2 separate regions of the Homo sapiens genome follow, and region 2 is linked to region 1. A link is an interaction called in ENCODE POLR2A ChIA-PET data of the cell type or tissue named here. Cell type or tissue: OCI-LY7. All regions are shown on one strand. Each heading gives the region's core, and the rest is flanking DNA. Links, peaks and the distances in the headings are about the cores only. Region 1 overlaps EFNA5 (ephrin A5). Region 2 overlaps EFNA5 (ephrin A5).

Region 1 (4,399 bases), core at 316-4,315:
GGCAATGTCAGGAAGTTACCCTACATGGTCTGAAATGGGGAGTAACCTGCAGTTCCAGGAATTGTTCACCCTTTCCCAGAAAACTCATAAATAATCCACTCTCTGTTTAGCCTATAATCAAGAAATAACTGTAAGTATCCTTAGTCTAGCACCTCAAGCTGCTGCTCTGCCTATGGAGTAGCCATTCTTTTATTCCTTTACTTTCCTTTCACTTTACTCTAGGGACTTGCACCAAACTCCTTGCGAGATCCAAGAACCCTCTCTTGGGGTCTGGATCTGGACCCCTTTCTGGTAATACTACAATATGAATACTTTAAATGGTGGTTACCAGGAAGTCTTAAATGTTTATGACAAGTAGGTGCTTAGTACGTTTTCTTGAATATATGAGTAAAGAAATAAACTAGAAAGACTGGGTCACAATTTAGAAAATAAGTCATGAGGTGCTGAAGACCAGAACAGCCCAATCTTTTTTTATAAACCTCCTGGATGCAAGTTTTAACACAGTCTCAAAAAAGTTGTGATCAGTTTCTCCAAAGCTACACACTGAGACTAGGATGACAACGAGCTACCTACTCAGGATTTTGCAAGGACCAAAAATCTTTTCTTACTTTACAATACTCTCAAACAGAAACTATTTTAAACTACATGGTTAATTCAACCTTGTGGACTGGATGGTCATCAAAATGATTATATAATTATTTCAACATAGTTGCATTTCTTTCTTTTTCTTTGTGTGTGTGTGTGTGTGTGTGTGTGTGTGTGTGTGTGTGAGACGGAGAGTTTTGCTCTTGTTGCCCAGGCTGGAGTGCAATGGCACGATCTTGGCTCACTGCAACCTCTGCCTCCCAGGTTCAAGTGATTCTCCTGTCTCAGCCTCTCTAGCAGCTGGGATAACAGGCATGCGCCACCACGCCTGGCTAATTTTGTATTTTTAGTAGAGACAGGGTTTCACCATGTTGGTCAGGCTGGTCTCGAACTTCTGACCTCAGGTGATCAGCCCGCCTCGGCATCCCAAAGTGCTGGGATTACAAGAGTGAGCCACTGCTCCCGGCACCATAGTTGCATTTCTAAATATAAAATCCCCACGAAGTTTGAAAAGATGATGAGATCAGGGATATTTGAACACATTTTTAAAGTAAATGGATGTATGGAATATTATGATAGAATATAGTAGTAGTGGTAGTCAAGCATGAAACTGGTAGAGAAACAAAAATATACATGTAAAATAAACTCAGTATTTTAATAATAAAATAAATGGTATCCTAAAAAATACACTGATTTTGTAAATCTATATTTTGCTATTGTGACTTTCTATGAATATCCATTTATAAAGTGTTACATTCCAACCTGAAGCTTTTTTAAAAGTACAACAATCTTTTTAGTTTCAACTTTAATCTGTAAATTAAGTGCCCTAAATCATCTAATAGCATAGCTCTAAATTCATCCTTATCACCACTGCCTATTTAACATCAAAACTATCATAAAAAAAATAGTTCTTATCTATCAATGCATACATATATTACTTTTCTTAAAAAAAACCTGACTAATAATGTGGCACCATGAACATGTTATATGTAGACATGGTTTGTTCAAAGGGCTAAAAAACAATTATAGCCCTGCCTACTCACAATGCATTCCCCCAAATTTTCATTAGCTTACATCATAGTAAGACTTCACAAAATTTTCATCTGAAAAGACCTACTTTCCTTAAGATCTTGCTCACAAAACACCCAAAAGGTGCATTTTGAGAAAATGAAGAAAATGCCATGATGCTATCTGTGGCTCCTGCAACACTTGTTTTACTTCCTTTCGAAAGAAATAGAAAGTCAAAAGAGACTTCAAATGGTGGGCAGATGTAAATGGCATTTGCCTGAAAAGACATAAAGCAGCATTCAACAGGGAAGTCCCACCCCACTGAGTCTGTATAAGCGCTCACTCCATCTCTGTTGTAGTTGAAGACAGTGGCTGTCAATCAATCCTGGCTCAGTGGTTAAAGAACCCCACATAGGCTCCTCAGTAGGGTGTAAATGGCTGCAATCGCCTGGGTATAAGCAACTGATTTGCAAGCTGAGGGGCAAAACAAAACAAACAAAACAACAACAACAACAACAACAACAAAAAACACAAAAACCCCCACCTTGTTTCTTCCTCACACAACCTGAAATCAATACTCTAGCCTGTTTTTTTTTACCTTCTAGGAGGTTTACAGTTCTTGTAGGCCATCATTACAGAGAGTCACAGAAGGCACAAAACTGAAGCATGTCACCCAGGTTAAGAAGCTGAAGACTTTGTGCTGATTTCCAGTGATTATTGCCATTAAAATAGAGCAATGAGATAAAGTTTTGCCAGAGCCAAACACACACCATGGTGTTTTTGCAAAAGCATATACGAGAACTTAACTCCAAGATGACAGCTCCATCAAGCAGCAATCACCGAGAATGCTGTTCTGAATTCAAAGGCAACCCTGCTAACCACTCTTTCTGAGTAAATCACTTAACTTCTTTTATACCTCAGGTAGTTCATTGTGCACTACCTCACCATGGGTTGCTTACCAAGAAAACGTAATAAAAATAATTGGGGAGCTCTTTGAAGACATAAAATTGCTGTGGAGAGAATCAACTGTAAATTTAAGTCTGTGCTCCTTGGTGAAGAAGTCTCCAAGTGAGCTAGTCTTGATGAGGTCTCCTTTGATGATTTGGACTGTACTACTCTTAGTAGAAAGAGGCTCTGCCCCTTCCTGATGGGTACTTACGTACCCAGTGGCCAGGAGGAATGGACTCAGGGATGGGGCTAGGGGCCTCACCCACCAGGCATGAGAGGTAATTTGTGCTTCCCTGGCTGCCTTGGCACCATGCCTCTGTAGCTTTGTTTCAGGGATGACATGCTTCAGCTCAGGCTGCTGTGCTTAAGTCCTACTGTAGTCAGAGATTTGGGGCTGGGAAAAGAGGGGCAGCTTTGCCCCCTCCTGAGCCAAGAGGAGAGGGAGAGGGAGAGAGAGAGAGAGAGACTCTATCAAATAAAAGCCTGTTGGGATTTACAAGGAAACACTCGCTTGGGAGCTCAATTAATAATAAAATGTGATGAGCATGTTGATTCTGTGGGTTTTGTTTCCAAATCATTTGCTACCTGCCCCATTTCAGAGCATGTCAGGAATGGGTACTCTCCCACTGCAAAGATGGGGAAATGAGTCAAAGTGTCTCACTTGTGTAGCAAGTGGAAGCCAGATGTCAGAAGATGTATGCTGGGCAGATGTTAGAATTTTAAAACGAGAACTACCTGAATGGCCCCAGCAGAAAACATGGTATTCTAAAAATAGGACACCGACACCCCACCGAAATCAACTGTTCATTTATTTATTCTACATGACGGGTGCTGTGGGGCACCAGCTTCTTGCAAGCCTGCAAAACTGCTTGTGATTCATAAGATGTTTCTGAACAGAAAGAGGCTGGTGGTATCCGTCCATTAAAAACAGGCTCTTCACTGAGATACTGGGCTCTATGTTGTTTTTTCTTTAATTCCAAGAACTCAGAGGGAGGGACAGAAATGCTCAGTGGATAGCTATGGATGGATGAGCAGAGGGGAGAGGAAATAAGTGTGACATGTAAGCTGATCTGTGTGATACAGTAAGAGAGGAGGATGTTGCGAGGTAGGCCTGGGTCAGCGTCGCACAGGTGTTGGTGCTGGAATCTGTTTCCTGAACGTCTGTGCTGAACACAAAAACAACCAGGACCACGGGGGTAGAAATAACAAGTCTCACATTGCTTTAACAAAAACAACAAAATAAAGCACTATTCCTGTTTTCTGCTGTTTCTGTCATGCTAAATGACATCCCTGTCCCCAGGTTTAGCTATGTATTTTGCCACCTCATAAAACCCCAATCAATCTTCCCTTCTCTTCTGGCACCAAGTTATGAAGCATCCCTGATCTTCCAGACCTAAAGAAAACAGCAGAGAGACGGGGCTCCTCATCAGGTAGAGGTTTTCTTTTTTGTCAGAATTTGAGACTAAATACAGATTGGAGTATTCACTTGGGAATTCAACAGAGATCCATCTTAAGGAACATTCCAAATACACAATCAGAAAGAAAGCATTTGTGTGCTTTTCTGCTCCTAGGAAAATGCAGAGAGAAAGAAAAGGTTACTGTTTCATGTGAACTGATTTCTCCCTTCTCTGTGGTAGGCAGAGAACACATCATCCCACCTGGAACGTGAGTCATTTGTGAAATGCTTGTTTTAAATTCAAACTTCTCCACAACCTGACGAGTGTGTGGGAGACCCAAGGAAGCTGACATACAAGGGCAGATTTATTTTTCTGCCAGAAGGAACCATCAACACAAAGGCCAATGGTAACCCTAAAAATGGAAATGTGCTAACCCTTTTTATTGTCAAGCAAATAAAAAA
Region 2 (4,399 bases), core at 91-4,090, 110 kb before region 1:
AAGACCCTGTCTCTATATAAAAAAAAATTTTTTTTTTATTGGCCAGGTGTGGTGATGTGTACCTATGTTCCCAGCAACTTGGGAGGCTGAGGCAGGAGAATGGCTTGAGCCCAGGAGGTCAAAGCTGCAGTGAGCCGTGTCTGTACCACTGCACTCCAGCCTGGGTGACAGAATGAGACACTGCCTCAAAAAAAAAAAAAAAAAAAAAATCTTCTAGCTGCAACGTGATTTGTTGACCTAATATGAACCAAAATTTAGGATTAGGACACAAAAGTGAAGAGAGGGGTAGTGGTAAATGTCAAAGAAATTAAGAAAACAAAAAAGGTCCTTGTCCGAGAACTAGAAGTCTCCCCTGCCCACACTGCTGGCTCCTTCTTGTAGAATGATCTTGGGAACTGATGTAATAATCAGGCAAAGCCAGGGATATACAAAATTCAAGTAGGTAGCATTTCAATATCTGTAAGAGTGTGGGGTCCCAAGAAGTAAGAAATAAGTGAAAGGAGGCCAGGCGTGGTGGCTCACGCCTGTAATCCCAGCAGTTTAGGAGGCCAAGGCGGGCAGATCACCTGAGGGTCAGAAGTTTGAGACCAGCCTGGCCAACATGGCAAAACCCCATCTCTACTAAAGAAGGAAGGAAGGAAGGAAGGAAACGGAAAGGAAAGGAAAGGAAAGGAAAGGAAAGGAAAGGAAAGGAAAGGAAGGAGGGAGGAAGGAAGGAAGGAAAGAAGAGAGAGAGAAGGAAGGAAGGAGAGAGAGAGAGAGAAAGGAATGGGAACGTGGGCATCTTTAGATCCAAAGATATGTAGAATTTAATCAAATGATAGCTTGGGTACAGGTTGCAGGCCCCTCCCAGTGAACAGAGAATAAAAGCAAAGTGAGATTAGAATCCAAGTGACCATGGGCTTCTTTAAGTAATGATAAAAGGTGGCTCTGGACAATCATGATCACAGGTAAGGGTGACATTGTCCTTGCTGAATTCCTCTAATCATGAAGATCAGAGAAACCTCTCAGCAAGTTAAAGCACCTCAGATGTTACATGAGAACATAACCCCCCAAACTGTGCTGAGGGATACAACTATCTTTCAACCACAGCAGAGCTTAAAAGAGGCATTTTTTAAAGAATCAAAACCATAGAACGAGTATTTCTTGTGTATTAAAAAATGCCACCTGTGAATGTGGTACTTTAATACTTTTAAACTGTGGGATAACTTTGGCCAACTTGAGTAACCGGTCAGACAAGCAATTCTAATTTAAAATATATAATGGAAAAATCGACTTAGATTTGTGACTAAGTGAAATTTTAGCAGTGATGAAACCTATAATTTACGTGTACAGTTTTGGAACATTTAAGAGAACTAAAGGTTCATCATATTTTAAAATTTAATTTATTATAGTAAGAATTACTGAAATAAGTTTTTACAGTCAGACAACTAAAATATTTTTAAATGATAGAGAATAACTAAATCTAAGTTCAGCTTAAAATGTTTTAAAGTCTATTTAATTCACCAAGGTTTTAAATGAATCCAAATATTTACATTTGCTAGCCTTATATATAGAATAAAACATATAAGCTAATCTGAATAGGCTAAATTTGAAATTTTTAGAAAGATTTAAAAAAATGTATAACTTCAATAAGTCAAATATCAAATTTTAAGCGTAAAATTTAAATAAACATTTTACAGATAAAACCCACCCTTCTGTGTATCAAAAACTCATCCTGACACTTCCTTTCAGGTCCTGGATTACATGCTGCCTCCTCAGAGAAGCCTCCTATGACCACCTAATCGAAAGCTATCTCCATGTTTCTCTGGCACTGCATCCAGCTCCCTACTAGTATAACTGACAGTTATAGATTTGTTTGTTTCCTGGTTTATTGTCTACTTCCTGATGAAGCTGTAAGCTCCAGAAGCAGGAACCATTCTTTAATATATCACAGTGTTTCTAAAATCTAACATAGTGCTTGGCACAAAGGAGGTACCCAAGAAACACTTTGGTAGGAGTGAATAAGCGAATGAACAGAAAACTGAATTAGCCAGAAATATTCAAGGTTATATATTACAAAAAATAACCAAAGGCAGCAAGGTGTTCCAGAAACTTGAGATCTTCACAGATTGATTTGCTATGTTTTTCACTCTCTGTGAATATTACCTTTTATATTTCCTCTTGCTAATGCACAGAGCAATCTCATAGCTAGCTAGATGAAAACTTTGCCTACTTTATTACTGCTGCAAGCTTATTGAGAGATTTGTTTACTATTTGATTTTCCCAGAAACCTTAGTTTAGCAATCAGACAATGCACAGATGGATAACAAAAGATTGATAAATTACAATTATAACTTTAACATGTAGTATAGTAAATAAATCAATGATGCATTTTTAGGAGCTTCTAGCATATGAAAAGCCTGCAGAATGGAAAAAAGGATAACCATCCTTTAACATTTTGTTTCTATTTCTTAAGAAATTTCTGCAGCTAACATATAAAAACAAGTATTCTATCCATTAGCCATGATAGTAATACCGATGTGCTACTTAAGTTTTAAGGAATCATTTATATTTCTATGCTGACTCCACATGTCACACAAATAGGAAGATTTATTGTATTACTTGGCATTTTGAGGAAAAAATCAATCTATTTTGCCGCTGCTTAGTGGAAGAAAACTCTTGGGTCAACTTATCTTTTTAATCTAAGAGGTCTCAATTGAAATTGGCTTTGAAGTTTGCTAATTACAAAACTCAACAGGGGTTTTCCCTTATTTGGTGTAACTCATATTTCTATTCATTAACCCCAGTTTTAAAAAGATTAAAAAAGTCTGAATAGAAACAACTTAAAAGTTTGAAGAACAGCCTCTCCCCTGTGATACCTTTACAGATACTTCAAGTGCAAACTTCCCCCATACTATCAAATTCTATTTAATTACAAATCTTCTGTGGTTGCAGGAGGGGGAGGTAAAACACATACATTTTGAACTTTCCAACCACACAGGGCTGTAGGAAGATGAGAAATCAGTAAATTCTTTTCACTCTATATATTGGGGAAATTTATGTCAACCTGAGTTACAAGGAAATCAAGATTCTGAAGGGCAATCCTGCTAGCTGCTTTTGCAGGGCCAAGCCACTGGGTTCAGATGCTTTCATTCGGGTGAAAAGATCATTACCAGGCGGCTCCGGGGAAGTTGGCCCTCCTGTAAGTGTGCTCCTTTGTTATGAATATGGAACAGATGGAGCCAAATCTATCTGCTCTGTAGGAACAAAAACACTTACAACCCAGCTCTCTCTATTAAAGACTCTACTTAGCTCCTTTATACCATCGGCTTTCTGTGCACTGCTGTGAGGTTTTGACTTTATAGAAAAAGGCACTTCATAAAAGCAACAGTTCTTACTCTTAAACCAAAGTGGCCTAAGAACTAAAGAAGATGAATACATGGTTTCACCGACAGGACTCCTTGGAGATATGTAGATATTCAATTAGGGGTGTATGTGTGTGTAGGAGGAGGAGGAAGACTGTATTCAATTCTGGTAAATGTCTGCATTAAAACAACATGAAAATATAGAAAAGAGCGATGAAGATGTCATGTTTCTCATTACAAGGATGGCATCTAATTGCTCTAGCATAATAAAATGGCAAGATTTAATTGTGTATATATGTCTGTAAGGCTAGCGAGGGCTGTCTTGAACAAAAAATATGACTATGCACAACAAAATCATGCAGGTAAATATGATTAGTAATTAGGACCATACCACAAAACAAAGGCTATATGATGCTTCTTCACTATGAAAAATAATATTAATTACTTTCAGCATCATCATGCCAATTTGCTTTTACAGTCTGAAAGATGTAAACACTGCAGGTAAAACCAATGCATGCATTTATTTATCATGCCACAAGAAATCTACAGCCATCCCTACAACGTGCTGTTGCCAAGATATATGTGCTGACAGCAAGGTAAGTTTCACAGGCTTCCGGGTGTGGATACACTACTGTATACGCACCTTCCATTGATAGCAACAGGGGGAAAGGAGTGTCTGCCTTATTTCATTACATTTATTATACTGATACATTTAAAGTCTGGCTGCCTCTTCGGAGATAATTGAAAAAAGAAATTCTGTGGCAGGATGCTTTGATTCTGACTAAATCAAGTCTTCGGGCAAATTTCCTCCTGCCAGTGGAAGCACAGCTTGCCTGAAGTCGTAACCTTTGTGGGAGGAAAGGAACTGGCCTTGAAGCAGATCATGAAGCAAATGTTTTATGCCAAATCAGAGTCTGGGGATACGTAGGCTACTGCAAATAAAACTCTTCTTCTGTCTGTTCAATCATTTCAATTCCCTGCAGTGTGAAATATGAACTTGCCAACAAATGGCCAGCGTGCTGTGCCTCGCAGCAGGGGGGGAAGTGCCACAG

Evidence for each region. Peaks named below come from ENCODE experiments on the same cell type or tissue, not always from the same donor. Only the 100,000 strongest peaks of a DNase experiment are listed, where the experiment ranks them.
Region 2: POLR2A ChIA-PET joins it to region 1 with 5 read pairs; 3 of 35 experiments call an interaction of 5 or more read pairs at or near these places.

What each region holds. Positions count from the first base shown.
Region 1 is chr5:107,510,273-107,514,671 of GRCh38, forward strand. The region is part of intron 1 of EFNA5 (ephrin A5); the gene reads right to left. Among named protein-coding and RNA genes, the nearest start is that of EFNA5, 160 kb to the right of the region's middle. RefSeq lists a silencer at 1,816-2,110 and enhancers at 1,816-2,110, 3,095-3,154. In OCI-LY7, for the core only: no CTCF peak of the experiment used is centred there; DNase peaks (open chromatin) are centred at 1,919, 3,299, 3,689, 4,199 and 2 weaker places; H3K4me3 peaks cover 2,940 bases; H3K27ac peaks cover 4,000 bases.
Region 2 is chr5:107,398,668-107,403,066 of GRCh38, forward strand. All of the region lies in intron 2 of EFNA5 (ephrin A5), which reads right to left. Among named protein-coding and RNA genes, the nearest start is that of EFNA5, 270 kb to the right of the region's middle. RefSeq lists an enhancer at 2,951-3,488. In OCI-LY7, for the core only: no CTCF peak of the experiment used is centred there; no DNase peak of the experiment used is centred there.